Regions from separate parts of the Homo sapiens genome. Here region 2 is linked to region 1. A link is a loop called in an ENCODE intact Hi-C map of the cell type or tissue named here. Cell type or tissue: heart left ventricle. All regions are shown on one strand. Links, peaks and the distances in the headings refer to the core of each region. The heading gives the core; the rest is flanking DNA.

Region 1 (16,369 bases), core at 8,713-11,212:
CCTTTTTAATAAAGATAAAATTCTTACACCCTTCCTAGTGGGTACCTTTCTCCTTATTCCAATAGCCGAGAAGATACTGTGGAACTTTACTTTCTGTAGATTATATCACGAAAACAATAGTTGTCCCCCAAGCTCATTTTCCAAAATTAAATAATAATTCTAAGTATGCTTGTTTGTACACAGTACAGGACTTTCTGAAGCCACAGGCCACCTCCAGTCCTGGTCACTGATGCCTGGGGTCCTTCTCTGGCTCTCAATTAAAAGCTATAGTGTAGTGACTGAGTACCCCAGTTCTGGACACAACCTGGGTGAGGGTCGCCAGGTAAAATACAGGGCGTTCTGGGGAGGTGGCCCACGCCTGTAATCCTAGCACTTTGGGAGGCCAAAGTGGGAGGATCAGGAGTTCAAGACCAGCCTGGCCAACATGGCAAACAATGTCTATACTAAAAATAAAAAAATTAGCCTGGTGCAGTGGCACATGCCTATAATGCCAGCTACTTGGGAGGCTGAGGCACAAGAATCACTTGAACCAGGGAGGCGGAGTTTGCAGTGAGCCAAGACCACGCCACTGCACTCCAGCCTGGGCAACAGAGCGAGACCCTATCTCAAAAAAAAAAAAAATATAGATACACACACACACACACACACACACACACACACACACACACACACACACATATGGTGTCCTGGAATCTATTTCCTAGATCTGGCAACCCTAACCTAGTTCACATTTGGGCCTCTGCTTCCAGGCAGTGTGACTATAAGCACAGTCTGTCTTTCCTTTTTTCTTTGTCTCACCCTCTTTCTTCTTCTTTCCTTCTTCCCTCCTTGCCTGCCTGCTTTCTCCTTCTTTCATTTTTCTTCCTCCCTTTCCTCCCCTCCACTCCCTCCTCCTTCCTTCCTTTATTCCTTACTTCCTCTCTCCTTTTCTCTCTCTCTTTCTTCCCTAATTGTGTCAAGTGCATCAATCTTAATTTTAAATATGCAGCTTGATGAATTTTTACATATGCATAAACTCCTGCAACCACTACCCAGATTAAGGAGCACGTTTCCAGCATCCCAGGAAATTTTCTCATGCCTCTTGCTGGTCAGTATCTCCCCCAGAGGTAACCACTCTTCTCACAGCCTGTTATTGTCAATTAATTTTGTATGTTCTTGAATTTCATAAAAGTGGAAGTATGCAATATGAGCTCTTAAGTGTCTGGCTGCTTCTTCTTAACCTAATGACTGAGATTCATTCAGGTTGCTATATATAACAGTATTTTCCCTTTTCATTGCTGTATAATATTCCATTGTGTGAATTTTTTTTTGGAGGGGGGAGTTTTGTTTCCTGAAAACACCACAATTTGTTTATCCATCCTCTGTCTCATAGATATTTGGTTGTTTCCAGTTTGGGGTGTAAATTCAAAATAAAATCCTAAGGGTCCACTAAATGAACACCCTTCTTGGCAAAGGGAACCCCAGAAAAACTTTAAAAACTTTGTTTCCAGCCATGATGAGACAGGAGGTCAGGCACACCACATTACACTCCCTTCCTTCCTTTTGTGGTTTAGATACAAGAAAAGATCAGCATCAATGCTAAAATAGAGGGCTGAGTATGGTGACTCACACCTGTAATCCCAGTCCCCTGGGAGACTGAGGAAGGCAGATCACTTGAGGCCAGAAGTTCGAGACCAGCCTGGGCAACATGGTGAAACTCTGTCTCTACAAAATAAAATAAAATAAAATAAAATAATTAGCCAGGCACGGTGGTGCGTGTCTGTGGTCCCAGCTACTGGGGAGGCTGAGGTGAGAGGATCGCTTGAGCCCAGGAAGCAGAGGCTGCAGTGAGTCATGATCTTTCCACTGCACTCCAGCATGGGTAATAGAGTGAGACTCTGTCTCAAAAAAAAAAAAAAAAGAGAGAGAGATTATAAGACTGACAGAACAGACTTTTTGTGGCAATAAGATACCAAATTATAAACACAGCCTAAGGCCATGTCAGGCAAGGGTTAAGTCAGGTGCCCCTACTCTTAAGGAATAAACTATGTTCTAATTATGTTACAAGATTTTTCTTTTTCTCTAGCAGCGAAACAAGCACTGGCCTCAGAAGAAGCAATATTAAAACAGTTACAACTCATCTAGCACACAGACACCCAACTGACACCCTGTTCCTCCAGTCATAACAACAACTACAGCTTTGATTGAACAAGAGACTGAGTTTGGTAACTTTCTCCTAATAAAAAGATCACTGACTATGGACTGCTTCTGGTGGGGTTACGAAACCGCAACCTCATGTGCCTGCATTTCCTGAAAAGACATTTTGATGTGTAGGTTCTAATTGTAATACATTGATTGATTGATTGATCAATTGATTGATTGAGATAGGGTCTTACTCTGTTGCCCAGGCTGGAGTGCAGTGGCACGATCACAACTCACTGCAACCTCTGCCTCCTGGGCTCAAGCAATCCTCCCACCTCAGCCTCCCAAGTAGCTGGGACTACAGGTGCACGCAACTGCGCCCGGCTACTTTTTGTATTTTTTGTAGAGACAGGGGTTTCGCCATGTTGCCCAAGCTGGTCTCAAACTCCTGGGCTCAAGCGATCCACCCACCTTGGACTCCAAAAGTGCTAGTATTATAGGCATGAGCCACCATGGCTGGCCTAATTGTAATACATTTAAATGTTAAGTCTCCACCCCAAAGTGAACATGGGTTGTATGTTACATGCACATTTGTTCATACACATGTGTTGGGGCCACCTTCATAAATATTCATAGCTTCTCCTGTAACCTGCTGGATATATCATTCAGCCAACCCCTTCAGCACAAAGCTCCTAACCCAACCCCTCCTCCTTCAAAGTGCCCGTCTCTGTTCTTGGTAGGAGGCATACTTCCCAGGCCATGGACTGGTCACCTTGTGGGCTATAACCCCTTATAAGAAATAAGATTTCTTCTCCTCTCTGAATTTACACATTTGTGATTTTTTTTTTTTTTTTTTTTTTAGTTAACAGGGGCTATGAACATTCTTACAGAAGCCTTTTGATTGATGTGTGTTTTCATTTATCTTGGGTATATATATAGGCGTGGGCATGATAGATATTAGGATAGCCATCTTTAACTTCAGTGGATGCTGGAGCAAGTTTCTGAATTTCAACTCTGAAGTGGGGATGATAATAACAGCACCTGCCTTACAGGGCTGTTTCGAGATTCAAAGAGAAAATCTGGGTAAGGCAGGGTGCGGTGGCTCACGCCTATAATCCCACCACTTTGGGAGGCCAAGGTGGGCAGATCACCTGAGGTCAGGAGTTCAAGACCAGCCTGGCCAACATGGTGAAACCCTGTCTCTACTAAAAATAGAAAAACAATGAGCCAGGTGAGGTGGTATGTGCCTGTAAACCCAGCCACTCGGGAGTCTGAGGCAGGAGAATTGCTTGAATCTGGGAGGCAGATGTTGCAGTGAGTTGAGATGGCACCACTGCACTCCAGCCTGGGCGACAGAGTGAGACTCTGTCTCAGAAAAAAATAAAAAAGAAAAAAAGAAAATCCAGGTATTTAGAATTGGTACACCGCAATTTACAAAACGTAAATTATTGCTGTGATGGCAGTGGGGAGCATGAAGATATTGGACTAACTTTTATGAATGTTCAAGTGCTCCCATGATGAATTAAACACACAGGGAACTTTATAAGGGCCATATGTTATATAAGTGATACATGACTATTGTATTAAAATTCAAACTAGTTAGATATAAAGTAAAAAGTGGGTTTCACCCTATCCATTTTTTATTATTGAAGAAAAAAAAATATGTCATAGCGTGGTGGCTTATGCCTGTAATCCCAACCCTTTGGGAGGTCGGGGTGGGATGATTGCTTGAGGCCAGGAGTTTGAGACCAGCTTGGGCAAAATAGCAAGACCCTGTCTTTACAAAAAGTAAGTAATTTGGCTGGGTGTTATGGCATGCATCTGTAGTCCTGGCTAGGCTGAAGCAGAAGGATTGCTTGAGCGCAGGAGTTCAAGGCGCCACTGCACTCTGGCCTGGGTGACAGAGTGAGATCCTCTCTCTCTCTCTCTCTCTTTTTTTTTTTTTTTTTTTTGTTTTTTGAGACTGGGTCTCACTCTGTCACCCAGGCTAGAGTGCAGTGGCTTGATCTTGGTTCACTGCAAGCTCCGCCTCCCAGTTCAAGTGATTCTCTTGCCTCAGCCTCCCGAGTAGCTGAGATTACGGACATGTGCCACCACGGCCGGCTAATTTTTGTATTTTTAGTAGAGATAGGGTTTCACCAACATGTTAGCCAGGCTGGTCTCAAACGCCTAACCTCAAGTGATCCATCCACCTCGGCCTCCCAAAGTGCTGCGATTACAGGCAAGAGCCACTGCGCCTGGCCTGACCCTGTCTGTTATCTTTTCTTTTTCTTTTTTTTTGTTTTCTTTTTTTTTTTTAGACAGAGTATCGCTCTGTAGCCCAGGCTGGAGTGTGCAGTGGTGCCATCTTGGCTCACTGCTACCTCCACCCACCAGGTTCAAGCAATTCTCCTGCCTCAGCCTCCTGTGTAGCCAGGATTACAGGCACACCCCACCACTCCTGGCTGATTTTTTGTAATTTTAGTAGAGACGGGGTTTCGCCATGTTGGCCAGGCTGGTCTCGAACTCCTGACCTCAGGTGATCCACCCACCATGGCCTCCCAAAGTGTCAGAATTACAGGTGTGAGGCACTGTGCCCAGCCGACCCTCTTTTAAAAAAGGAAAAAATACTATGCAGTGAGTATTTTGCATGCATTTTCTTATTTCATCTTCGTCTTTTTATTTGATGATACTAAAGGCAGGTGTTAGAGGCTGGATTGCTAAAGCTGACCCAAAGAATGCCTCCCTCAGGGCTGGTTGGTCCCTCTCTCTCAGGCCTCAGTCTTCCCATCTGTACAGTGAGGTGCCTGCAGATCTCTGGGCTCTAAAAATCACAGCTCCATGTTTATCCCTGGCAGAGGAAGGGCCTGGAGTCCTGCTGCTTGCGTCTCTGGGATACGGGAGCAAAGAGCCACGCATCCTCATGGCCCACACAGGCGTCACCTCCAGTCTCTCCTTGGCCTCATCTCCCCAGCGTCCTGGAATGGCATCGGGCTGGCCCAGGGAGCCCCTGTCCTGTGCCTCTCCTTTCCCCTCAGGGGCTGCCAGGCTGACCACCCCCACCGCAGGCCAGGCCTACAGTGCCCCATGGAACGTCCTGACCCTCCCCCAGGGTGGCAGCAGGAAGAAGGAAGAAAGGGGATCCTCTCCAGCTGGCCAGAGAGACAGACCTTCTTGTGCTCATCAACCCTCCAAGAATGCCTGCCCTCCCTCCTTCCCCCAAGGCCTGTCCACAGGGGCTTGAGATCAGCCAGAAAAGTCAGGCAACTTTTCAGGGACTGGGAGCGAGGTCTCCCGGCCGGGCCTGGGTCCAGTCTCTGTGGGCAGTGCAGTGCCGAGCCCCACCCCTCAAGCCGTGCCCTGTCCATAGCTCCAGACTTTGACCCTGCACTCCAGTCCGGGCTGGCGGACAGAGGGCTGGAAACAAGACGCTCCAGAATCAGGAGCTTCCCCTCAGGAAATAGCATCCTGTGTCCCCGCACTGCAGTTGTCTGGTCTCTCCAGCAGTTTGGTACTTCCGGTGAGTGGCAGATGCACCTTTGAGCTGGGGACAGGGGTTGGGAGAGGGGAGAGGCAAAGGATTTCATGTCCTCCCAATGTCAAAGACAGGGCTCAACATTACAGCCTAAGGCAGGTGACAGGAAAGGAGAGATCCAGCCTCTCAAACATCCAGCAGAGAGACCATAGGTAAGTGATTTTTCCCTCCCCAAGCCTCAGTTTCTTCACCTGGAACATGGGGATCATAACTCCCCTCTTACAGCGTGAGTCTGAGTGTTAAAAGAGGTGGTGCATGTAAAGTGCTTAGAGCAGATCTAGGCACATAGCAAGTACTCAAATGGTAGTTATTATTATTTTTGGTGGGGGAGTTGGTAGGCTGGTTCTCAAACTTTTATAGCTTCTGTTCCATTTCAAGGATAAACTCTGCAAATAACTTCATGAGAAGTAGCCGTGTGGTGCAACCAGGGAGAACTAATTATGTTCATTCAAATGCCTCATCTCTGGCTTACTGATTTTTTTTTTTAAAAAGAAGTCTTTCATATTCTTTGCTATGGGCACATAGCAATCAAAGGCATCAGCTGTCTCAGATTGCCTTCTAGGGGACAAGGGAGGTCCTAGGCAGATAAATGCAAGACTGAAAGACAAGCAGAAAGCATCAAGTGGCAACTGCATGCCAACTGCCTAAATATTTTTTTGGAGCAGTGCAGAAAGCGCCGATAGAACTGGGTCTAGGTCCGAATGCTGTCCCATACTGACTGCGTAACCTTGGGTGGGTGACTTCTCCTCCCTAAACCTCAGTCCCAGCCTCCAGAATGAGGGCGGTAACCTTCCCTACTTCCTAGAGCAGTTGAGAGGATTGAGAGGATTATGTCGGTACTGCATCTACAGGTGTCTGGCAAGTGGCAGAGACCAAAATACATTGGTTCCCTTCCTGCTCCACACTTACACAGACATTCTAATCACACACACACACACACACACACACACACACACACAAATATAATAATCCCAGCTGTTTGCATCTTCTGGGATACATACTCCAAGCTTGCTGGGTTGAAGTAATGATGTAAAACAGAGGAGAACGGCAACACTAATAAAAACATCAGCAACAACACGAAAATGTCCAACCGAATAACTGAGCTGGGTGCGTTTAAGTCCAAAAGCTCATTACCTACACGCATGAATGATTTTACCTAAGGCTGGATCTGCCACATCTGACAATCTGTCTCTGGCTTGTCATGAGGACCTCATGCATTTATTTTGTATTTTAAAACACACACACACACACACACACACACACACACACACGTTGCTATAATCAGTGTCAACTTTGACTCATATCTTGAATTTTTTTAAAAAAAGATAATTGACTTAGGACTCACACTTTTTTCCTTTTAAATTTTTTTTTTTTTTTTTTTTTTGACAGAGTTTCACTCTTGTCACCTGGGCTGGAGTGCAATGGCATGATTTCTGCCCACTGCAATCTCCACCTCCCAGGTTCAAGGGATTCTCCTGCCTCGGCCTCCCGAGTAGCTGGAATTTCAGGCGTGCACCACCATGCCAAGCTAATTTTTTTGTATTTTTGTAGAGACAGGGTTTCACCATATTGGCCAGGCTGGTCTTGAACTCCCGACCTCAAGTGATCTGCCAGCCTCGACCTCCCAAAGTGCTGGAATTAAAGACGTGAGCCACTGTGCCCGGCCTTTTTGATTTTCCATTCTATTCCTACCAACACTCTAAAAATTCCTACAGGCATTTTATTTTATTTTATTTTATCTTATTTTATATTATATTTTATGTTTGAAATGCAGGACTCTGAAGCTTCAGCTGTTCCTATTTACCGGCTTGATTCTCAGATTTTTCAAACCATGTGATTTACTGGCAAGCATGGCATTTAAGCACCTAGGCTTATGAGTCAGGCTGGCCTGGGCTCTGCCTCTCACCACCTGGGTGTCCAGGAGCTGATATTCCAGTGAGGAGACAATAAGGCAAGGAGCTTTGTCAGCTCTCATAAAAGTTTATAGATGAGGTCGGGCATGGTGGCTCACGCCTGTAATCCTAGCACTTTGAGAGTCTGAGGCCAGCAAATCACCTGAGGTCAGAAGTTTGAGACCAGCCTGGCCAACATGGTGAAACCTTGTCTCTACTAAAAATACAAAAATTAGCCAGGCATGTTGGTGCATGCCTGTAATCCCAGCTACTCAGGAGGCTGAGGCAGGAGAATCACCTGAACCCGGGAGGCAGAGTCTGCAGTGAGCCAAGATTGTACCATTGCACTCCAGCCTGGGCGACAAGAGTGAAACTCTGTCTCGAAAAAATAAAGTTTATAGATGAGGAAACTGAGGTTCGATTAGGATTAACCAACTCATCCTGGTTTGCCTGGGACTCTGATGCACTGACTTTTAGTCTGAAAGTCTGCATCCTGGGAGGACCCTCAGCCCTGGGCAAGCTGGGGAGGTTGGTCACCCTCACTCAGTCAAGTTGAGCAACTTGCCCAGGGTTACATGGCTGGTGTGTGCCCAAGTCAGGCTGCGAACCTGGGTCTGTCTGACTCTCAGCCTGGGCCATACTGTCTCTTAGATTCTTCATGGAGAATTAGGAAAAATACAGAAAGCCCTTTATTCCTCTGCCTTCTCATTGTTAACATATAAAAATGGTCAAGCGGGCGGGTGCAGTGGCACACACCTGAAAGCCCAGCGCTTTGGGAGGCTGAGGGGGGAGGATTGCTTGAGCCTAGGAATTGGAGGTGGCAGTGAGCTATGATTGTGCCACTGCACTCCAGCCTGGGTGACAGAGTGAGACCTTGTCTCTTAAAAAAAAGAAAAAGAGTGGTCAGCTCTCCGGAAATTATGCAGACAGTCAAAAAGCCCAGAGAGGGGAATTAACTTAGCCAAGGTCGCACAGCAAGGCAGAAGTGAAGCCAGGTCTGACTCTGCCTTTCTCTTCTCCTCTTTTTTTTTTTGAGGCAGAATTTCGCTCTGTTGCCCAGACTGGAATGCAGTGGTGCGAACTCGACTCGCTGCAACCTCTGCTGCCCAGGTTCAAGCGATTCTCCTGCCTCAGCCTCCCGAGTAGCTGGGATTACAGGCGCCTGCCACCGCGCCTGGCTAATTTTTGTAGTTTTCAGTAGAGATGGGGTTTCACCATCTTGGCCAGACTGGTCTTGAAGTCCTGACCTCGTGATCCACCCGCCTCGGCCTCCCGAGGTATTGGGATTACAGGCGTAAGCCACTGCAGCTGGTCCTCCCTCTCTCCTTTTGTTCCTGCAATGTCTTTGTTCTATGTGATTTTTCAAAATGCTAGGAGACAGGAAGGAGGCTGCTGTGTGTTGAGGGCCTACTCTGTGCCAGGCGTGGTACCAAGAACTTTTGCTAAACTTCTTATTTAATCCTTAAAATGACCCTGTGAGATTGGGATTAACCCTGTTTTGCAGATGAAGAGCTTGTGTCTCCAGAGGCAAAGTATGGGGGAAGAGGGAAGAGAGAAGACCAAGGGTCCCTGAGAGGGGCTGTCCCCTAAGCCCCAGTATCCAAGCTCGGGCTCGAAGCTGGAAGGAGAATTGCCTAGAGGAACGATACCTTTCTGTTTGTTGGTTCTATCTCCAACTTGGCTTCTGAAACCCCAACAGAGTCCAGTTCTTGTGGGCTGGAGCCGTTTTCCCTCCTTTATAAAACTAGGCCATATTAAGAATGTCCCGCTGTCCAGGGCCACAGGCCCGAGTTGCCAGGAGCTGAGGTCTGCGGGAGGAGAGTTGTGAGTGAAGATGAGGGAAAGTTGAATTTGGCTCTTCTGGGCACAAATAATTCTCTTGTTCTGCCTCAGCAGGAGCCTGCAGAATATTTCCCTGCTGTGCGGGCTTAAGTAGCTTCAAGGTTAAAAGCTGGTAGGCCTTCTAAACTTCTCAGGGCCCAATCAGCCCTGTGCCCCAAGGCAGGTGGAGTTCTGTGCTGGAAGACCAAGTTCTGAGGCCAGACACTGCGTCTGTCATGCTCATAGCTGCATTTGCTAGCTGCCAGCCTGGCACATGGTAGGTGTGCATTAAGCGTGTGTTGAGTTTACTCAAATTGAAATTAAGTCACAGCTGTACCATTTAACTGGCTGTGTGACTTCAGGTAAGTCACATCACCTCTCTGAACCACAGTTTCCTCCTCTGTAAGACGGGACTGATAACAGCAGCCCCTACCTCATGACAGTGTTGGGAGACTTGGATGAATGGATGCTTGTGAAGCACTTAGTGCCGGGGCCAGCTGGCTCACAGTAGGTGCTCCACAAATGTCAGTATATTACTTCTTTTGCATCAGGCAGCTTGTTAAATTTGTTACGTTTGGCATCTTGTTCAATTTCCCATCCATCCCCTCAAGCATAGGTTATTAGAGGTTGAAGCATCTTGCCCAAAGTTAACGGCCAGTAGGTGGCAGAGCTGAGTCCTGAAGCCAGAGCCCATCGCACTAACCACCGGCCTACCCAGCCTACAGTTGGTCGTGCCCTCTGCTGGGTCTTTTCTATTCCCAGCCCAGAAACTGGGTGTCTGGGGACGCTCCCCAGAGAAAGTTGCATCATTCACCAGCCGTGTGACTGTGGCCAAGTCTCGGTCACTTCTCCATACCTCAGTGTTTCCATTTGCAAAACGGGAACAATGATATTCCTTCCTCCTAGGGGTCATCGGGAAGGTCAAATATAAAAAGGGCTTGGTGGTGTCTGGCACCTTCTAAGCCTTCAGTGGATGGTGGCAATGGCGCTAAGGATGATGGAGATGATGGTGATGATGTTGTGCCTCAACCCTTCCTTCCCACAGGCTGCTGCAATGCGTGTGGTGGTGATTGGAGCAGGAGTCATCGGGCTGTCCACCGCCCTCTGCATCCATGAGCGCTACCACTCAGTCCTGCAGCCACTGGACATAAAGGTCTACGCGGACCGCTTCACCCCACTCACCACCACCGACGTGGCTGCCGGCCTCTGGCAGCCCTACCTTTCTGACCCCAACAACCCACAGGAGGCGTGAGTGAGGGTCACATAGGGTAGCCTGGGGTGCCCATGGACCTAAGTCTGCAGAGGGAGTCAGGGTTCCCATCACCAAGAGCAAGCCCCTTGTGGAAGCTCTGATCTAGCATAAAATAAAGAAAATGCCAGGCGTGGTGGTTCACGCCTTTAATCCTAGCACTTTGGGAGGTCGAGGTGGGAGGATCACTTGAGGCCAGGAGTTCCAGATCAGCCTGGGCAACGTGGTGAAACCCCATCTCTACCAAAAATACAAAAAATTAGCCGGGCATGGTGGCGCACACCTGTAATCCCAGCTACTCGGGAGGCTGAGGCAGGAAAACCATTTGAGCCTAGGAGGTGAAGGTGGCAGTGAGCTGAGATTCCGCCACTGCACTCGTGACAGAGTGAGACTCTGTTTCAAAAAGAAAAAAATAAAGAAAAGATTCATAAATATTAAGCCCCTTGCTCTGTGCCAGATACTAGGAGGCTTTGTCTCGTCTTCCCTAAACTGGGTGCCTGTCAATACCACATGATTGGTGAATCTGGAAAACTTCCTCTGTTTTAATTTATACATTTTTATTTATTTTTTGAGATTGTGTTTCACTCTTGTCGCCCAGACTGGAGTGCAATGGCGTGATCCTGGCTCACTGCATCCTCTGCCTCCCAGGTTCAAGCGATTCTCCTGCCTCAGCTTCCCAAGTAACTGGGATTACAGGCATCTGCCACCACGCCTGGCTAATTTTTGTATTTTTAGTAGAGATGGAGTTTCATGTTGGCCAGACTGGTCTCGAACTCCTGACCTCAAGTGATCTGCCCACCTTGACCTCCCAAAGTGCTGGGATTACAGGCATGAGCCATCATGCCTTGCCAAATTTTATCTTTTTAAATAGAGATAGGGTCTCACTATGTTGCCCGGGCTGGTCTTGAACTCCTGGGCTCAAGTGATCTGCCCTCCTTGGCCTCCCAAAGTGCTGGAATTACAGGCATGAGCCATCATGCCTTGCCAAATTTTATCTTTTTAAATAGAGATAGGGTCTCACTATGTTACCCGGGCTGGTCTTGAACTCCTGGGCTCAAGTGATCTGCCCTCCTTGGCCTCCCAAAGTGCTGGGATTACAGGTGTGAGCCCTTGCACCCAGCTGAATCTAGAAAACTTCTAAGTGGGTGAACATCTAAGTGGGTGGATGGATGCACAGATTTATCAAATAAATTGCAAAGGTCATTATGGTAGTTTAGAAACTGCCAGATGGTTCAGCAAATGGAACACCCAATGAATAGCAGCTCAAACAGATTAAAAAAAAATTTTTAAGAGGCATCCTGTCACCCAGGCTGAAGTGCAGTGACATGATCATAGCTCATTGCAGCCTTGACCTCCTGGGCTCAAGTGATCCTCCCACCTCAGCCTCCCAAGTAGCGAGGACACACATGCATGCTATCATGCCTGGATAATTTTCTTTATTTTTTGTAGAGCCAGGGTCTTCCTATGTTACCCAGGCTTGTCTCAAACTCCTGACCTCAAGTGACCCTCCTGCCTCAGCCTCCTGAAGAGCTGGGATTATAGGCATGAGCCACTGCAACCAGCCAGAATTTTAATTCACACAGCTGTAAAAAACCAATGATTCTGATCAGTGGGCAGTGATTCGGGGCCCAGGCTCCTTCCATCTAATGGCTCTGCCGTTTTTCCACGTGCTTTTGAGGTCACCTCAATGTCACCATTCACATGGGCTGGTGACTGCAGAAGGATCATGCAGGACCACACGTGCAGAGTCTTTAGAGTCCCTTGGCCAGAAACAAGTCACACAGTCACATTTAGCTGCGAGAGGGTCTAGGAAATGTAGGTGAGCTGTGTGCCCAGGGGGAGGAGGAAAAGTTGTAGGAGCGGCAAGTCGATGTCTGCCACCAGTGTTTACAAGGAGGGGTGCTTGCAGCCAGACTGAACAGTGTGGCTCATAATCCCCAAAGCCAGGTCAAGGACTTCACTGAAACTCATCAGCCATGTAATCCCATGCTGGAGGTGCACTCCATATGGTTATGATGGGGCATCCTTCATTCCCTCTCTTCTTTATTCTATTAATGGGGAAATATTGGAAAATTTAGGAGGGAGAAGACCCAAGGCATTTGGGGAGTTGCAGGAGTGAACGTGGTGGATTTCTGGGTTTTGGACACACCCCAAGCTCCTGATCATGCCACAGCCCCATGCCAGCTGACCTAAGGTTTTTTGCCCAGCTCAGGGCATTGGGTGATCGAACTCTTCATGACCCTTCCAGGGACTGGAGCCAACAGACCTTTGACTATCTCCTGAGCCATGTCCATTCTCCCAACGCTGAAAACCTGGGCCTGTTCCTAATCTCGGGCTACAACCTCTTCCATGAAGCCATTCCGGTGGGTGAACAGTTCTTGACCATGAGGGATGAGCACCCAGGGCTGGGGTAGTGAGGGTGGGTGCAGCAGAGCCTTAATCACAGATGAGGGCGGGGTGCTTTGAGTCTCGTAGGCAACAGACTCCTGGGTTCAAAACAGGTTTGGTTTAAATTCTATTTTTGCTTTGAAAATTATTTTTGTTTTACATTTTGCTGTTAAATTGGCAGAGGACAAAGAATCTTCTGATGCCCAGGGGAAACTAGCCTTTGATTAGCATGGCTAAAATACAAACATGTTCTGCAGTGACGGGCACTTGGTGCTGAAGCCAAAAGGTTTCAAGTGCCCCTGAAGGTCCCAAGGCTTTTTATCAAGAAGGAATAAAATACTCATCAAAGCAAAAACTGCCAAAGCATTTATTATGTGCCAGGTCCAGTCCTAACTAATTTACAGCTAGCGACTAATTTAATTCTCTTTATAACCGGGAGGTAAGGGCTGTCCTTATCCTCACTTAATAAATGAGAAAACGGAGGCTCCAAGAAATGGAGTAACTTGCCCAAGGCCACAGAGCTCGCCAGTGGCAGAGCTGGGATTTGAACCCAGGCCATCTGTGACTCCATGGTGTCCAGTGTGCTAACAGGAACAGCACAGCCCTGGGACGGTTTGCTCAGGCTCCTTGGAGAGGGTGGTCTGGCGCTGTGCCCAGAGCCCCGTGCCAGCTCTCAAGGTTCATTCAACCTTTGGCACTGTGCTAAGGGCTTTATCCACATTATCTGTTACCTTTCATGGGACCAAGAGTATTTTTTTTTTTTTGAGACAGGGTCTCACTGTATTGCCCAGGCTGGAGTGCATTGGCATGATCTCGGCTCACTGCAACCTCTGCTTCCTGGGTTCAAGCCATTCTCCTGTCTCAGCCTCCTGAGTAATTGGGATTACAGGTGCGCACTACCACGCCTGGCTAATTTTTGTATTTTTAAGAGATGGGGTTTCACTATGACGGCCGGGCTGGTCTCGAACTCCTGACCTCAAGTGATCTGCCTGCCTTGGCCTCCCAAAGTGCTGGGATTACAGGCGTGAACCACTGCACCCGGCCAAGAGTGATTATTAACTCCATGATACAGACAAGGAAACTGAGTCTCAGAGAATTCAAGTAGCAAGTGATGAGGCTGGGGTCTCTGACACTATGCTCTGTTGTCTGACACTATGCTCTGTTGCTTTCTCTCATCCCCGGGGACTCTCACTGTTTCTGCTTTCTCTCCCCTATTTCTGACTTTTCCCCTATAACTCACCCTCGGTCTTACTCTTACCCTTACCATAAATAGGGGTTAAGAACATGAACTCTGGAACTAAGCTGTATGGGTTAAAATCCCAACACCACCATTTATTAGCTGTGTAATCTTAGACAAGTTATTTAATCTTTCTAAGCCTCAATTGGTCCATCTGTAAACTGGGGAAAGAATAGCATCCACCCCAATGGCTTCTTGTGAAGATTAAATGGACCAGTATAAGAAAATGCTTGGAACAGTGCCTTATATGCACTTAGCATTACATAAGTCTCTGTCATTATCATTTTTTTTTTTTTTGAGATGAAGTCTCGCTCTGTGGCCCAGGCTGGAGTGCAGCGGCACAATTTCGGCTTACTGCAACCTCCAGCTCCCAGATTCAAGCAATTCTCCTGCCTCAATCTCCTGAGTATCTAGGATTACAGGCATGCACCACCATATCTTGCTAATTTTTGTATTATTATTTAGTATAAACAGGGTTTCACCATGTTGGCCAGACTGGTCTGGAGCTCCTGACCTCAGGTGATCCACCCATCTCAGCTTCCCAAAGTGCTGGGATTACAGGTGTGAGCCACCTCGCCTGGCCCATTATCATTATTATTGACTTCCATCCCACCCAGTGCCCCCTTTGTCCTTCCTCTTCAGGACCCTTCCTGGAAGGACACAGTTCTGGGATTTCGGAAGCTGACCCCCAGAGAGCTGGATATGTTCCCAGATTACGGGTGAGTTTATTGTCACAGGCAAAGGGGACTGGGGCCTGACGAGTTAGCAGACCTGTCCAGAAGGCAGCAGAGGGTAGAGGCACCAGATTTCCTGTCCTACCCAGGCCCTGGTACCCTGGTCTCCTGGTCCTTGGTCCAGCTCCTTCAGAGAGGCTACCCACTCAAACCTGGCCTTGGGCTGGGAAGGTAGGGGGTATGAAATCACAGATCTCAAGCCCAGAAGCTCCATATCACCATATTGTTTTGTAGATGAAGATACTGAGTTTCAGAGAGGCTAAGTGACTTCCTAAGGTCACACAGCCAAGTGGCCAAACTGGGATTCCAACCAGTCTGTATGACCCCACACCCCTCCTTTCTTTTCTCTACAGCCTGATGCCTCTCTGGTCTTCTCCTCACCCCACCCCACACCACACCTGAATCCCCTCTACGAATGCACATTCAATCTCCACTTGCATTTTCCAATGTCAGATATGGCCTTTTCTGATAGAAAAATTTTCCTTGCATTGAGCTCAAAACCACGTCCCCCCTTGAACTTCACGTAGTGGTCCTGGCACTACCCTTTGGGCCCACAGAACAACATTGCTCCCACCTCCATTTCACAGCCTTCAAATATAGCTCTGATTTTTACCTTTATTTCCACCTTTTGCTTACTGTGACTCTAGCTATGGCTGGTTCCACACAAGCCTAATTCTGGAGGGAAAGAACTATCTACAGTGGCTGACTGAAAGGTGAGATTTTAAGCTTCACTTTGAGGGAGGTACCTCCCAGAGACCAAGTTGTAGTGGAAGATGGTTCGTGGGCTTCCCTCAGCATGGACTAACCCCCAGGTTTGAAGAATACCCTTAGGCCTGGTGTGGGAGCTATCCTTGGTCCTGATCACCGCTGGGCACAGAGGCAATGGATCCTGAGCCTAGCTGAGCATCAGAACCACCTGGGCAGCTGTTTACACATGATGTCCATTAACAACCTCTTTCAAATCCCTAATGTTTGTGTAATAGTTTTAGATGTATTCTTTTAAGGTTTCCAGATACATTTACATCATCTGCAAAACATAAGCTGCCTTTTATTTTTATCTCCCTCTCTCTTTTTTTTTCTTCTCTAACTGCTTTGGCCAATACCTCTAGAACAATGTTACTCATACAGATGATAGTGGATGGCTTTGACTTGTTCCTCATGTTAATAGGAATCTTGCAGTGTTCTAAATTAGCAAACACTCACTTGAGAGATACATTGGTATTTATATTCACATACATTCATATTAAGGGAGATTCCATACCTTTTTTGTGTGTGTGAGATGGAGTCTCGCTCTGTCACCCAGGCTGGAGTGCAGTGGTGCGATCTTGGCTCACTGCAAGCTCTGCCTCCTGGGTTCATGTCATTCTCCTGCCTCAGCCTCCTGAGTAGCTGCGACTACAGGTGCCTGCCACC
Region 2 (16,369 bases), core at 6,123-8,622, 200 kb after region 1:
GCCACTGCACTTCAGTCTGGGCGACAGAGTGAGACTGAGTCTCAAAAAAAAAAAAAAATAGCTGCACCAGTTTACATTCCCACCAGTAGTATGCAAGAGTTGCCTTCTCTTAAGAGGCTGAGGCAGGAGAATTGCTTGAACCTGGGAGGCAGAGGTTGCAGTGAGCCGAGATCACACCACTGCATGCCAGCCTGGGCGACAAAGCGAGACTCCATCTCAAAAAAAAAAAAAAGAGTTGCCTTCTCTTCTACTAATTAATTAATAGAAAAATATGTTTACCATTTTTCTTGTTCTCAGTCTTTCTTGTAGATCAAAATCCATTTGATGTTTTTTCCCTTTTGGCCTAAAAACTTCCTTTTAACATTTGTTATAGGTGTACTGCTGACAGATACACTTAGATTTCATGTATATGAAAATGTTTTTGTCTTGCCTTCATTTTTGAAGAATACTACTGCTGGATATAGAACTTTGGGTTGACAGTGTTGCCGTGGTTTTGCTTTGGTTTATTTTAAATTCATCACTTTAAGGACATTGTTCTATTGTCTTCTGGCCTCCATTTTCTCAGTTAGTGTCATTTATATCATTCTTGTCTATGTAAATTGTCATTTGTTTTTCTTCTGCTTACACTGCTTACAAAATTTTCTCTTTATTTTTGTTCATGCTGCGCATAGATGTGGTTTTCTTAGTATTTATCTTATTTATCTTGTTTGGGGTTTGCTGAGTTTCTTAAATTTGTACTTTTTTTAACCAAGTTTGAAAATTCTTGGCTGTTATTTTTTCAACAAAGATTTTATGCCCATTTTTCACTTGTTATTTTACTTAATGTTGGCCCACAGGTCACTGAGGTCTTGTTCAATTTTCTTCAATCTTTCTTCTGTGTGTTCTTTAAATTAGATCATTTCTATTGACTTATCTTCACGTTCACTGATTCTTTTTTCTCTTTTTTTCTTTTCTTTTTCTTTTTTTTTTTCTTTTTTTTTTTTTTTTTTTTTTTTTTTTGTGACAGGGGTCTTAGCTCTGTCACCGAGGCTGGATTGCAATAATGTGATCATAGCTCACTGCAGCCTCAACCTCCCAGGCTCAAGTTATCCTCCCACCTTAGCCCCCTGAGCAGCTGGGACTACAGGTGTGTGCCACCACACCCAGCTAATTTTTTTTTATTTTTTGTAGAGACAGGGTCTCACTGTGTTGCTCAGGTTGGTCCTGAACTCCTGGGCTCAAGTGATCCTTACACTTCAGCCTCCCAAAGTGTTGGGATTACAGGTGTGAGCCACCATACCTGGCCTGATTCTTTTTTCATCTCCAATCTCTGTTTGCCTATGCAACAAATTTTTCATCGTAATCACTGTTGTTTTTAGTTATAGAATTTCCATTGCCTTCTTTTTAATAGTTTCCATTGTTCTGAGATTCTCAATTTGTTCATTCACTGTCACTGTATATTTTCCTTTACATCCTTGAGCATATTTATGATACATCTGTGAGGTCCTCGTGTGCTGACTTCTTTGTATTTTATGTTTGGTAATTTTTTATTGTATGCTTAACATCATAATAGAGACATAGAGAGTAGGGATTCTGTTACATATCTATGAAGAAAAATTAATTTTCTTCTGGCCTGCAGTTAACCTGGCTGGGCTCAAACTCAACTCTGTCTCCCCTACATTGGGCAGCAAAATCTCTGCTCAGTTTTTTTAGCTTCCAGCTGCTACTTTTTGCCAGGCTCCCTGGAGTTTCCCCCTGTGCACGTGTGGTTCAGGGATCAGCCCTGGAATTGAACAGAGTTTAGGTATAAACTTTGGGGCTCATCCCCTCTGTGTCTCCTTTCTTCCTGGCATTTCCCCTGGTCTCTCCACCAGCCCTGATTCTTGAACTCTGTCGTCTGACCACTCAATCCTGTAGGATGCTGCTTTTCGCCACCCAGCACCACATCAACCAGGAAAAAAAGCCACAAACACACAAATCTCGCCCACAGAGTTCTGTTTTTCCAACAGTTGACTTCTTTTCCATTTCTGCCTGCTTTTGGTAGCTCTCCGTTCATTCAAACGGTTTTGTTTTGTTGCAAACTTTACAATTGTTATCTCAAGGAGGGCCAATCTACCCAAGCACCTCTGCCATCACCAAAAGCAGGAACTCTCTCACCCTACTTCATCGTCTCCTTTTTTGCAATGAATAATCTAACATGAACATCTTTCCACATGATCATATGTTCTTCTACATTTTGTTTAACATAGTGTTTCATTCTGTGGACATGCCATATAATTTATTAAACCATTTGCTAGAACTTCCAACTACAGTCATGTGCTATATAATGATGTTTTGGTCAATGACAAACCACATATATGATGGTGGTCCCGTAAGATTATAATACTTTATTGGTACGGTACCTTTTCTGTTTTTAGATACACAAGTACTGCCCACTGTGTTACAGTTGCTTACAGCATTCAGTACGGTAACATGTTATACAGGTTGGTAGCCTAGGAGTAGTAGCTAGACAGTATAGCCTAGGTGTGTAGTAGGCTGCACCATCTAGGTTCTTGTAAGCGCGCTCTGCGATGTTTACACAATGATGACATCACCTAAGGATGCATTTCTCAGACTGTATCCCCATTGTTAAGTGATGCTGACTGTATTCAAATTTTTGCTATTACAAATAATGTTGATGAATATTCTTGTAGTTATGCCCATGGTTATTTCCTTAAAAATCCCAAAATTATTGCTGGGTCAGATATTTAATCTTTCAGTTGTTCCAAGCGATTCTTTAGTATTATTGTACCTCTTATGTGTACAAGGTTGTTTTAATATGTTTTAATAGAATTTTATTCTAAGTACATTATATTTTACTGTGTTAATGTTGGGCATCTCAATATTAAACTGTTTCATAGTCACATATCTTGCATCTTTAAAACTTTGAACTAAGCCTAAATCGTTTCTGGATTTTCTGCAATATTTCTTTCAGAGTCCTGTTCGATTTGATACCTTTGATAGCCTTTCACTAAGTATTCCAGCCGCCACATGGGTATGTACTGATTTATGGTTTATTTGGAGTCTGTTTCAGAAACATTTCAATCTGAAAGGGCTTTGAGGCATTTTATGTGGCTCAGGCACTATGTGTAATTCAGATACATGGTTGGTTGAACCCTCTCTTAACTTTCATATGGTGGCATGATTATGGGAGAGAGGAAAATGAATCGTTTTTCTTTTGCTCCAGAAATTTTGGCTTTTTGAATACACACGCACGCATGCGCGCACACACACACACACACACACACACACACACACACACACAGACATTAACCTCAGATTGAAAGATACCTAAAACAGCGTGGAAGTCCACAAGTTCGTGCAGTTACATCCTCATGCTCTAGAATCTGTCCGTAGTAGCAGTCTAGGGTGCTTTGAGCCCCATGTTTGTCCAGGAAACATCCAGTTGTGACTATAAAACTTTATTGCCTGCATACATCAAAATAAAGCTCTGGTCTTCACACTGCCATCTGCTAACAGTTTCAGTATAGCTGTCCTTTGAATTGTAGTAATTTTCTTCTTCTCATGCTGTAGGGTCACCCATTGACCCTGGACCACTGCCTTCACCACTTCATCTCATCAGAATCAGTGCGGGATGTTGTGTGTGACAACTGTACAAAGGTATGCATTGAACCCCAAATGTCATCGCCAGCTGGCCTGTGTGTGCTGATGTAGCGCCTCTCACACCAGTGACCCTGAGCTCTTCTGACTGTATCCAGTGGGTCTTTTCAGCCACTTCTACTTCTCCCTAATTTGGTTTGGACATTGGCAGCTCATGGACCAAATCTCTTTCCCAGATGAGTTTTGTTTCATGCACAGTGTTTAAAGAATAAACTGTCACGCTGAGATGAGAAATGCCCTCTCCAGTTTGCTGCAGTTGCCTCCAATCCCATTTGTTTTACACCCTTCCTTTTAACCTGTGCTACCTGCCTGACTCCCCTAAGTAACTTGAGTTTTCCCCTCTGACTCAAGAGGAACTGTATGGAACAGAATTTTTGAAGACAGAGAACAATTAATAGATGACATGCCAGTGTCAGAGCATCAGTGTTCGCTCTTCACATTCTCTTCCCTCCACTGTTTCTGTTATTTAATGACTAAGAGGGATCAGGGAAAACAATTCACAAATAACTGGGCAGCTGGGTTCATTTCAGCAGGTAGCAGTCAAGTGCCAATTGTGTGCCGCTATAACACCACTGTGGTCTGCAGCACTCCAAAGCTGTCCTATTTTAGGCATTGCTGCAGAGAAATGTTCCTTTTATTTCAGATTGAAGCCAAGGGAACGTTGAACGGGGAAAAGGTGGAACACCAGAGGACCACTTTTGTTAAACAGTTAAAACTAGGGAAGGTGAGCCCACACTACACACCCTGTTGGCTTTGTTTTGAGGACTCCGTGTATCCTGCCCCTGAAACAACTCGGTTCTCCCGATTTCTCTTCCACCCGCAGCTCCCTCAGTGTCTCTGCATCCACCTACAGCGGCTGAGCTGGTCCAGCCACGGCACGCCTCTGAAGCGGCATGAGCACGTGCAGTTCAATGAGTTCCTGATGATGGACATTTACAAGTACCACCTCCTTGGACATAAACCTAGTCAACACAACCCTAAACTGAACAAGAACCCAGGGCCTACACTGGAGCTGCAGGATGGGCCGGGAGCCCCCACACCAGGTGTGTGCGCGCGAGGAGCCGATGCAGCAGGAATTTTCAGCACAGAGAAAAGCAGTTTGGCATCACCACCTTCTGGGTCCCTTATGACAGGAGCACAAGGCTTGTACAATGGTGCTTAAACTCTTGAGAACAGCAGGATTGGGGGTGGAAGAGGGAAGATTTCTTAGAAGAGGTTAAAATTATGTAGCAGTGAGATGTATCGTTTTTGAAACCATATTACAGATGAAAAAGTACAGAGAGAAACGCTTAAAATTGCAGCTTTGCCTTCTAATTTTTCCGCTAAATGATATAATCATTGGCTCACATCATTCCAGTGAATTTCTTTTTTCGGTCATGTCATTTCCTGTCAGTAGAGGAAATGTAGGGAGGACATGTCCTGGCTAAAGATCACTGAGCCTCTTCTGGGGGTTGAAATGCCTTCTGTACTGAATTATGTATCTGATTCCATTACTGCCCTCAGCTGAGGTCTCATTTAAGCCGGGTAGCTATTATCGCCGGTCTTACTGATAAGAACATGGAGGCTCCACGGGGTTGAATGATTGGTCCAAGGGCAAACACCACACAGGAGAACTGGCCCTAGAATGCCATGTTGGGCCATTTTCTAAAGGTGTCTCATGTGACACACTGAGTTCTTTAGAGTTAGACATGAGGAAAACCCACTCACTTGAAGGGCTCACAGCCTGAACTCACCACCTGTCTGCTGCCCCCAGTTAGGTCAGGATTGTCTCACACCCCATACTTTCCTATTTAGGGTCCCTTACTCCTTTTGTTCTTTTTATGACCACAGTTGCATGGCCCGACACCTCATCATGTCAGGGAGATTGTGTTTTCCTCTTTCTCATCAAGTCACTAGATTAACATCGAAAAGAGATGAGGTAGGGGACAGACTCTGGTTCAGTCCTTGGCCCTGGTTTTAAATCAAAGACCTCTGCACCCCAGCTTCCCCATCTCCTGGGCTGGGGTGCAGGTTTACTAATGTTGAGAGCATGCTGGCTGTGGTTAAAGATGCCAGCAGTAGGGCCACTCGTGGTGGCTCACACCTGCAATCCCAGCACTTTGGGAGATTGAGGTGGGAGGATTGCCTGAACCCAGATGTTTGAGGCTGCAGTGAGCTGTGATCACACCACTGTGCTCCAGCCTGGGCAACAGAGCAAGATCCTGTCTAAAACACACACAAAAAATGTCATCAGGAAACTACTTGGTACATAACAGCCCCCAAAAATGACACTTGAAAGGAAAAGACATGTAAATATGGCCTTAATTATGTTGTCTACCCATAAACATGTATGAATGCTATTACACGTTGGTATTCCTTAGAAGCTGACAGAATTAAAGCAAATAGAATGCTTAGATCAGTGGTTCTCAACTTGGAGGAGTTTTGCCTCCCAAGGGACATTGGGCAGTGTCTGGTAACATTTTTGGTTATCACTACTGGGGGAGGGGTGCTACTGGTGTCTAGTGGGTAGAGGCCAGGGATGCTGTTCAACATCCTCTAATGCACAGGACAGCCCCCGCAACAAAGAATGATCCAGCCAAAACCATCATGGTGCTGCTGTTGAGAAACCTTGGTTTAGGTCAAAAGCCAGTAAATTAGCTACTGATTAACTTTGATACATGGCATTAGCAAACAGGGCTAGGAAGCTCAAAGATCCCAGGCTAGCCGTAAAGCTGGAGCTAGATACACTTTTCCTATTTGGGATTAAGACAGATTATCCCTATTTGAGATTAAGGATAAAGGGCAGATTATTTTATGAATCTATATAATACCAAATGAAATAGATTTTTTTCTTTGTAGCATTATGGGGAGTTAACTTTCAAGGTAATCAAAACCAGGTTTTGTTTACAGAGCCACTGCTAATTTTCATTGACTCGGGCCTTTTTCTCTTGCAGTTCTGAATCAGCCAGGGGCCCCCAAAACACAGATTTTTATGAATGGCGCCTGCTCCCCATCTTTATTGCCAACGCTGTCAGCGCCGATGCCCTTCCCTCTCCCAGTTGTTCCCGACTACAGGTGAGCCACCCTTTACAAGCCCCATCTTAGAGCTACCACTGCTCTTAGCTTCTAAAATTAGCTTTTCACAGAAATGAATTAAGGAAAATATAGATGTTTATTTTTCATTTTAAGGTGAAGTTTCACGATTACACATTCCTATTTATTTTTGTCCAAAATGGAAATAACTTTTAAATTAAAAATTTTTAAAGTACATAAAATTTACATATGCATATGTATGTGTGTATATATGTGTGTATGTATAAAATATAAAGAAAATTTAAAATTTCTTGGGATACCATCTAGAGATAGCCAATTAAACACTTAGGGTCATGCACTCTATAAAGTTGTACATCACACATACATATAGTGTACATAAACACATACACTCATTGATACAAACATCCACATATACACAATATACATATACTCATAGAATGTACATCTTGCCATGCCAGTAAATACAGATCTGTATTTTAATAGTTGTGTAGCATTTGGTGGTATGGACTTACCATTGTATTCATCCCCTATTTAACATTAGCATTCTTTTGTTTTTGCCTATAAAGTCTTTTTGTTAAAATTGTAAACCCCTGACATGTGTTCGTATCATTCAGCTCCTCCACATACCTCTTCCGGCTGATGGCAGTTGTCGTCCACCATGGAGACATGCACTCTGGACACTTTGTCACTTACCGACGGTCCCCACCTTCTGCCAGGAACCCTCTCTCAACTAGCAATCAGTGGCTGTGGGTCTCCGATGACACTGTCCGCAAGGCCAGCCTGCAGGAGGTCCTGTCCTCCAGCGCCTACCTGCTGTTCTACGAGCGCGTCCTTTCCAGGATGCAGCACCAGAGCCAGGAGTGCAAGTCTGAAGAATGACTGTGCCCTCCTGCAAGGCTAGAGCTGATGGCACTGTCTGCACTGTCCAGGAAAAAAGTAAAACTGTACTGTTGCGTGTGCAAGCGGCCCCACTAGAGCCTTCCAGCCTTCTGGTGTGTTCTAAGAGCAGGCTCCACCTGGGAGCCAGCCCCAGTTCACACCAAACCAGGCTCCCTGAACAGTCCTGTTCATGTGTGTAGGTGGTTCTGTTGTGTTAAGAAAGCATTCATTATGTCCGGAGTGTCTTTTTACTCATCTGATACAGGTAATTAAAAGAACTCAGATTCTTGAAGCCACCGTTTTCATATTGTAATGTTAGGTGTTCTCAGAGGGGAGGTACCTTTGTCTAATCAACGTTTCCACTTAGATCTTTTATTTTTAATAAGCAGGCCCATAAAAATTGTTGACAAGAATTAATGAAATTATTAAAGGCAACAATTTAGAAGAAAAAGTGCCTTTCACTTTCGATTGCTTTTGTAGCACGTCCATTGTGAAATATTCCTTCCAGGCTACTCAAAGGATAGCAAGAGAACAGGTAAATGATGCCTAAAGAACACCTTCCTTTTTCTATGCCTTTTCTAATCTTTCAATTCTTTCTATGGAGTAAAGGCTCATCTGCCAAATCTGCCCCCTGGGGAAACTCTTTCACTACTTTGTCAGTTATAAGTGAAGAGCTTACTTGTTGCTTTTATCTTTTGTATATTGGACTGAGATGTAATTACACTGTATTATAAAACTCTGTGAATAGCCAGAACTGAGCTGGATCTTTGCAACACCTGATTCCTCTGCTCTGTGGAAAACTTTTTCTTACACAAGGATCCACTGTGGACGGTTACTTTCATCTGTTTATTTATTGCCCATGCAGAGCTCTTAAGGTTTACAGGTGGGAGCTTGGGGCTGTATAAAAAAATAATCCCTGCCCTGAGTTGACACCTGGCTTAGGAAGGAAGGGCTGACTATGGGGCTGCAGTCTCTCTGAACCTCAGTTTCCTCATTTGTGAAGTGAAGGGTTAGATTTGATGACCACCAAAGTTCAGCCCTTTTCACGAAAAGGAGAAAGCAGCTTTTGACTTTTTAAAAAACATATAACTACAGCTGGCATCTAGTATTGTCATGTTGCTCTAGGTCCATATTCTGAATTTATTCATTTCCAATAGCCTAATACAAAAAGTATATATTGAGCACTTTCTTCCCTTTTCAGGTAAGTCTCTGAATGCAGCCCAGGGCCAAAGGAATTTTGATGACACAGTAGTACCTATGTTTTAAGCTATATTTTTAATTTAGAAAAATGGATACCAAATTCAAACCGACTCATCAGAGGTAAGATTTGGAATCAGACCTTTCCAAAAGGTCATCTGAGGTAAGGCTAAGACCGCACTTCCTCTGCTGGGGGTGAGCTGGCAGACACACCAAACAGTGCCTTGGCAGCAGCTCACAGTGCAGGAAGCCCAGGTGATCACTCTTCTGCTGGGCCCAGGCTGCACCCTGAGGACTCAGTAACTCACTCTCAACAGAATATTCTGTGCAGGCTCTCCAGGCTCTGGGCGTCAGGGTGCAAGGGGCAGCTTGAACTGTACGGTCCGTCCTGCACTCACCCGATGCAGACCTTGACTTTGATGTTGAAATGAACACACTTGTTTTACCCAAGTCTGGTGGAACAAATGCCCAATCATGTGACCTTAAAGTGTACTGCAAAGCTGTAGCTTTAAGTAATTGCTGTTCTGCCACTGCTTACTCTGAAATCTACCATCAAAGAAAGATAGAGAAAAGGGGCTGAGCCTTGGAATATATGGTTATAAGCAGATCTTTCTTTGGTCAGAGACCAGGGTTTGAGCCAAGGCTGTAAATGTGAACAATAGCTGTGCAAAGCCTTTTAACCTGACTTCTTCATTTTGTAAATTATTATGCATTAAGTAGCAGCCCAATAATCTGATTTCTAGTTTTATTTTCAAAGTAAGTAGCTTCTTTTGGGAAAAACCTAAGTTAAACTAGTAGTTTTGCCATAATAACTGCTGATTTATGTATTTGCTAAAGGTACTTTTGTATCTGCTGTGTATTATAGCAATAAAATAATCATTTTGTTAGAAAAAAATCACCTGGTGTTCTTTTGTAATACACTGATCTGTTACAAACATCATCTTTCTGAATTCTGCATTGTTACATAACAAGCCCTACGCTTTAAACCTTTCTGTGTTCCCTGTTGGTAAGGGAAATGCCAGCTCCCTCTTAGAGTCGAGAGGGAAAGAGAAAAGAGAAAAACTGTTAAAAATGTTTTTATTTTTTAGTAAGCAAAATTTTACGAAAAGTCAGATTCACCCGTGGAGCCAGAACCTTCTTTCTCACGGGAAGACTGTGGTACCAGTGCGTGTTGGTCGGGTGGTTCATCATTAGTAAGCTCCCGTGGGCCAGCGGCAGCCTGACCACCGCCACCCTCCTGGAGGGGCTTTTCCCACGGGAATCCTTATGCCGGAAGACAAAGTCTCTGCAGGCACCGAAGGAGACAGAGGCAATGGGGCTCCCAGGGGCCAGTTCTCTTTCATCATCTCGGTGCTCCCCGATGTGGTCACAGCCATCTTTATACCTGCAATGAGAAAACAAACACAGTGCATAAAAACAACCCTCTCCTGAAACTCACCAGCACCGCCAGCCCTCGTTTTCCTCACAGTGTGAAACAGCACTCTGCATGGCTGTACCTGCCGTTGTTTCTGCGAGGGCTTGAGGTCCACAGTGGGCTCTAAGATAAGCCAACGCTGAAGAGGTCTGTTGACGTATTTGTTCATGTGACTTATTTATTATTATTTTTGAGAGGGTCTCGCTCTGTCACCCAGGCTGAAGTGCAGTGGCACAATCATAGCTCACTGCAGCCTCGGCCTCCTGGGCTCAAGTGATTCTCCCACTTCAGCCTCCCAAGTAGCTGGGACTATAGGTATGCACCACCCCACCTAGCTAATTTCTTTTCTTTTGCAGAAACAGTTTCACCATGTTACCCAGGCTGGTCTCAAACTCGGGCTCAAGCAATTCACTCTCCTTGGCCTCCCAAAGTGTTGGGATTACAGGCATGAGTCACCACGTCCGGCCAGTTCATGTGCTTTAAAACTGAAGACACCCAAAGCCAAAATCACGTCTTACTGTAGTTCCCCTGGCCAGTCTATGTAAACCTTTATCACATGATTTTGCCCTGCACTCAAAGGCCATACTCTGCATAGCCCGGCCCCTGCCCACTGCTGAGCTCATGCCATCCCCTTCTTTCCCTCATTCACTGCTTTCCGGCCATCCTGCAGCATTTTTGCTTCACAGACACTCCAGAGTCCCTCTGCTCTCCCTCCAGATGTCTGTGGCTGGCACTCTCCATTTAGTTATCAGCTCAAACGCACTGCCTCAGCCCTCCTCTAACCACCCCATCTGAAGTGACCTTCCCTTAAACCCACCCAGGGTTCTCCACCAGGGTGATTCTGCCCCAGGGGACAGGTATTGGGGGGTGGGGGACACTACTTGCAATCTAGTGGATGGAGGCCAGGGATCTGCTCAACATCCTGCAAGGCACAGGTCAGCCCCAACAACAACGAATGACTGGGCCCAAAATGTCTGCAGTGCTGCCGTTGAGAAACCTTGCCCTAATCGCAAACCTCTCAGCCATTCTCAGTCAAATCGGCCTGTTTAATTTTTTGCAAGATGGTTATCACTGTCTGAAATCGTCTAGGGTCAGGCATAGTCGTTCACGCCTGTAATCCCAGCACTTTGGGAGGCTGAGGTGGGAGGATCGCTTGAGCCTAGCAGTTTGAGACCAAGCCTGGGCAACATAGAAAAACCCTGTCTCAAAAAAAAAAAAGAAAGAAAAAGAGAAGAAGAAATTATCTCATTCAGCTGTTTGTTCAGGAGTTAATCACCTCTCACTTCCTACTCCGGGATGAGCTCCAGGATCCAGGAAGACCGAGTGCTGGCGCTATTCCACTCTTAGAGCCCCAGTGTACTAAGAAATGATTTGTACCAATGAACCAAATAGGGTGGAACCCTAAACACTTCCTTTTGGAGGAGACAGAAGACTTGTAACATTGAGTCCACTAAACAGGGTGTCACCTGTTGATGAGCACAAAGTTGAAGGTCTGTCCAGTCACCCCAGAGACGTGATCCCGGATGCGCTCTAGAACTGGGATCCAGGGCTTTGGAGACAGCGTGAGGCCTGAAAATGTGTAGGTCAGCCCAGCGTCGCCATACGTTGCCTGCTTCCTGGGCACACTGTGCCACTTCCCGAATACCTGGACTCTGGCCAGTGCTCCTGTGCAGAGGAAACATGGCAGTTCCTTTCTACCTGACCCCCATCTAGAAATCCAGATGCCCCCCCCAACCCGCACTGCCATCACCAGAAATCCAGTGCCCCACATACATGCTCCCTGGGTATTCAAGATTGAAAGGGAAGTAAGGAATAACATTTCCCCGTCATTCCATGCAATTTAAACCCCTCTTCAATCATCATTTTGGCTTGCCCCAAATTTTCTTTTTGTTTTGTTTTCTTTGAGACAGGGTCTCCCTGTGTCACCCAGGCTGGAGTACAGTAGCACAATCTCAGCGCACTTCAACCTCCACCTCCCGTGCTCCAGCAATCCTCCCGCATCAGCCTCCTGAATAGCTGGGACCACAGGGGCGTGCCACCATGCCTGGCTAACTTTTTTGTAAGCTCACTGCAACCTCCACCTCCAGGGCTCCAGCAGCCCTCCTGCCTCAGCCTCCTGAGTAGCTGGGACCACAGGGGCATGCCACCATGCCCGGCTAACTTTTTTTGTATTTTTTTGTAAGACACAGGGTTTTATCATGTTGCCTAGACTGGTCTTGAACTCCTGGGCTCAAGTGGTCCGCCCACCTCAGTCTCCCAAAGTCTGGGATTATAGGTGTGCACCACTGCACCAAGCCAACTGCCCCAAATGTTCATGTAAGAACAGTGACTCTTGTTCTACAAGGAGAGAAACATGGTCCTGGGCCATTTTTTTAGTGAACACTGTAACTTAACTGCCTTAACTACAGTAAGGGCAGAATAAAGAGGCTGAAATTGGAACACGATAAAGTTAGTTTACAGGCTAGGATAGCTTGTCAACTGTAGGGACTAAGGGCATGTGACCCCATGAAAGATGGGGCTCACACTGCTGGGGTCTCTTGTGGGCATTTCTTTTTTTAAAGAGATGGTGAGCCAGGCGCGCTGGCTCATGCTTGCAATCCCAGCACTTTGGGAGGCCAAGGCGAGGATCACTCAAGGCCAGGAGTTCAATTAACAGCCTGGGTAACACAGTGAGACCTACAGATAATTTAAAAATTATCCAGGCTTGGTGGTGTACATCTGTGGTCCCAGTTACTTAGGATGCTGAGGTGGGAGAATCACTTGAGCCCAGGCGGACGAGGCTGCAGTGAGCCAAGATCGTGCCCCTGCCCTCCAGCCTAGGTGACAGAGCGAGACCCTGTCTCAAAGCATAAAAGAATAAAGTGACGAGGGGGTCTCACTATGTTGCCCAGGCTGGACTTGAACTCCTGGCCTCAAGTGATCCTCCTGCCTCAGCCTCCAGAGTAGCTGGGATTACAGGTGTGTACCACCGTGCCTGGCCTGTGGGCTTTCGTTTTTTGTTTTGTTTTGTTTTGAGACACAGTCTCACTCTGTTGCCCAGGCTGGAGTGCAGTGGTGCGATCTCGGCTCACTGCAACCTCTGCCTCCCGGTTTCAAGTGATTGTCCTGCCTCAGCCTCTCAAGTAGCTGGGACTACAGGCATGCACCACTACGCACAGCTCATTTTTTGTTGTTGTTGTTGTATTTTAGTAGAGATAGGGTTTCACCATATTGGCCAAGCTGGTCTCGAACTCCTGACCTCAAGTGATTCGCCCGTCTCGGGCTCCCAAAGTGCTGGGATTACAGGCGCGAGCCACCACGCCTAGCTTCCTGTGGGCTTTTCTATGCCTCTCTGCCAGATCCTTGTGTCCTCATTACAGGATAGAGGTGTGGTTCTCAACATGTGCTCCCCAGACCAGCAGCACCTGGACTCTCCTTAGAAACTAAACTAAACCACAGGGGTAGGGTCCAGCAATCCAAGTCCTGCCAACAGCAAGTCCACCAGGTGATGCTGAGAACCACTGGTGTGGAGAAATTACCTGGTTATTTGCCATCTCTCCTATGAGACCAGTGATTCTCAAACCCTGACTGCCCATGAGAATCACCTGGAAGCTTTTTAAACAAACAAGTGGTCAGCCTGCACTCGGAGCGATTCTGATTGAAGTGCTCTGCAGTAGAACCCAGCACGTTTTTTTACTTTGTTTTGTAAACTTTCCCAGAAGATACTCATCAGTAGCCAAGGAGAGATTCACTCGAGTCATCTGTCAGCTCCTAGTAGACAGGCAATCCAGTTTCTTTCAAGTTTATGTCCCAAGCACCTAAGGGGCTTAGCCCAGAGGTGCTCAGAGAATATTGGATGAATCCATTAGTGAACCCATCAGTAAATAATGGATCCTGAGTTCAGATTTCTCCAAACATACGATCATTAATTGCACCAAACAAGCCCTCAATGCACACACACACACACACACACCCCTCTGCTTACCTGTAAAATATTCTACTTCTTTCTCCAACTCTTGGAAAATCTCATCTGCCTCAGCTTTGCCAAACAGGACTGTGTAACTGCAGTCCAGGCCCTCAGCCCGAATGTGCCGCCAGCTAGGGCCTGCTGAGTGGCCTCCATTCCCTGGGGCCTCTCTCCTGGGCCTCTTCCTTGTGCTTTCTTTGTCTCCTCCCAACACAGCTGGCTCTTCTCCAGTTGGCTCTTGCTCCTCCTGCTTCCTCAAAAGGCCCCCTTGAGCCCCTTTCACCAGGAATCTGTCCATCCTGTCCCCACAGGAAAGAAGGGACGTCAGTGGCGAGGCCAAGACAGAAATTGCTCAAGTTCTATCCCCAGTGCAAAAATCTGTTTGTCCAAGGGGTCTCACAGCAACATTCCTAGTTTCACATTTTCATTTTAAAGTTTAAAACCATGTCCTAGAAAGGAAACAGAAGATGTTAAAGCCGGAAGGGACCCTAGGGACAATCTGATCCAGGGTCTCCCACGTCCACCTGTGCATCAGAATCAGCTGGCTAGCTTGCAAAAACCCAGAGGTCTGCACTCCACGCCTGAGCACCTGAATTTTTAAAGAACTACCTCCTGGGAATTCGCACGCCACAGCTAAACTTAGAAACTACAATCCAAACCCTCATTTTGCAGAAGGGGAAACTGTTGCCCACAGAGGCGAAGAGGTTTGCCCAAAGTCAACTGTCCACCCCTTTAAGGAGGAAGGACCCATAACTGACCTCGCTGCCCCCCACCAGTGTTAAAATAGATCAGTCTAGTGATGCTCAAGTGGATACGATTCAGAAGCGAGACGCAAAGAGGTTAAACACGGGTAAACCGCACGCAAAATTCTGATATCACTGCAACACGTCCGTGGGGTGGGGGTGGCAAGAGTGCTCTAGCATCGCAGCTCCGGCGCAGATCGGAATCCCGCAGTCACCCTGGTGGCCTCGTGGTGGGAAAGACGCGCCCCAGCGAATCGGTCGCGTCACTTCCGGAGCACGCTGGGAACTACGGCAGGCTAGGGCGCAAAGAGAGCAGCCGGGCGGCCCCCTGGTGCCACCTGCTGGCCTCCCGTGTGTGGCAAGCACTGCCGCTTTCCCGTTGATCACCTGTTGGGCCACTGTCGAGAATCACGGCTGGGGTGAGAACTGTGGCTTGGCGTCACTTCTCAGTGAGGGTTACTTTGGTGTCCGGAAAGGGCGTTGGGCCACCAGTATATTGTCACGAGTGGGAGCAGGAGTTCTGCAGTCGGATATCGTGGATTCTGTTTCTGTCTCCTCCGCCCTGGCTGTGTGGCCTCCCACAGGTCACTTAACCTCTCTGGGGTTAAGTTGCCTCATCTGTGAAGTGCGGACTACAGCACCTATGTCATGAGAGCGCCTGAGGAGATGACAGGATGCATGAGAAATGCTCTGTCCTCTAAATAAATGTTGGTTCCATTATTGCTCGTTTTTCTTTGTTTTCTTGTTTTTTGATGTTGTTCTTGTTTGTTTTGTTTTTTTGAGACAGGATCTCACTCTGTTGCCCAAGCTGGAATGCAATGGCATGATCATAGCTCACTGCAGCCTTGAACTCCTGGGTTAGAGCGATCCTCCCGTCTCAGCCTCTGGAGTAGCTGGGACTACAGGCACATCCCACCCCACCCTAAATAATTTTTTTATTATTTTTAGTAGAGATAGGGCCTTGCTATGTTGCCCAGGCTGGTCTCAAGCTCCTGGGCTCAAGTGATCCTCCCACCTGGGCCTCCCAAATTGTTGGGATTACAGGCGTGAGCCACCACGACCGGCTCCTAATTTTTATTTACTCTGTCTCCCCTCAATGGAACGAAAGCTCCATGAGATCAGAGGCTTTGTTTTGACAGATTTCAACAAATGTACAATATTGTATGATCACCACCACAATCAAGATCTAAGACAGTTCCGTCCCTCCATAAAACTGCTCCAGCCTCTTAATCAACTTCGCCCATCACCCAGCATCAGCAACCACTGATCTGTCTTCTCTCCCTATAGTTTTGCCTTTTCCAGAATTTCATATACAGGGAATTGCCGTGGTTTGAATATCTGTTCCTCCAAAATCCGCGTTGAAATTTAATCCTCAGTGTGGCAGTATTGAGAGGTGGGGCCTTGAAGAGGTGATTGGGACATGAGAGCTCTGTCATAATGTCCTCATAAATGAATTAATAGATTAATGGGCTCAGGGGTTAATGGGTTAATGGGTTACCGTGGGAGTGGGACTGGTGG

Evidence for each region. Hi-C counts contacts between places; a loop is a spot of excess contacts. Peaks named below come from ENCODE experiments on the same cell type or tissue, not always from the same donor. Only the 100,000 strongest peaks of a DNase experiment are listed, where the experiment ranks them.
Region 2: a loop joins it to region 1, with 2.7 times the contacts of the local background. A loop is called at or near these places in 31 of 110 quality-filtered maps.

The regions. Positions count from the first base shown.
Region 1 is chr12:108,874,605-108,890,973 of GRCh38, forward strand. DAO (D-amino acid oxidase) reads left to right here and starts at 5,488. Exons shown (of 11, transcript NM_001917.5): 1 at 5,488-5,620; 2 at 10,394-10,596; 3 at 12,846-12,960; 4 at 14,865-14,941; 5 at 15,604-15,669. The coding sequence starts at 10,403. RefSeq lists an enhancer at 5,248-5,865 and a silencer at 15,696-15,896. In heart left ventricle, for the core only: a CTCF peak has its summit at 9,999 (motif pointing right); a DNase peak (open chromatin) is centred at 10,087.
Region 2 is chr12:109,078,381-109,094,749 of GRCh38, forward strand. It overlaps USP30 (ubiquitin specific peptidase 30), which reads left to right. Exons shown (of 13, transcript NM_032663.5): 8 at 2,954-3,013; 9 at 3,553-3,639; 10 at 4,283-4,363; 11 at 4,463-4,682; 12 at 6,573-6,693; 13 at 7,287-9,643. The coding sequence ends at 7,551. It overlaps ALKBH2 (alkB homolog 2, alpha-ketoglutarate dependent dioxygenase), which reads right to left and starts at 15,092. Exons shown (of 4, transcript NM_001145374.2): 1 at 14,867-15,092; 2 at 14,127-14,557; 3 at 11,629-11,827; 4 at 9,809-10,132. The coding sequence starts at 14,406. The coding sequence ends at 9,826. In heart left ventricle, for the core only: no CTCF peak of the experiment used is centred there; a DNase peak (open chromatin) is centred at 7,469.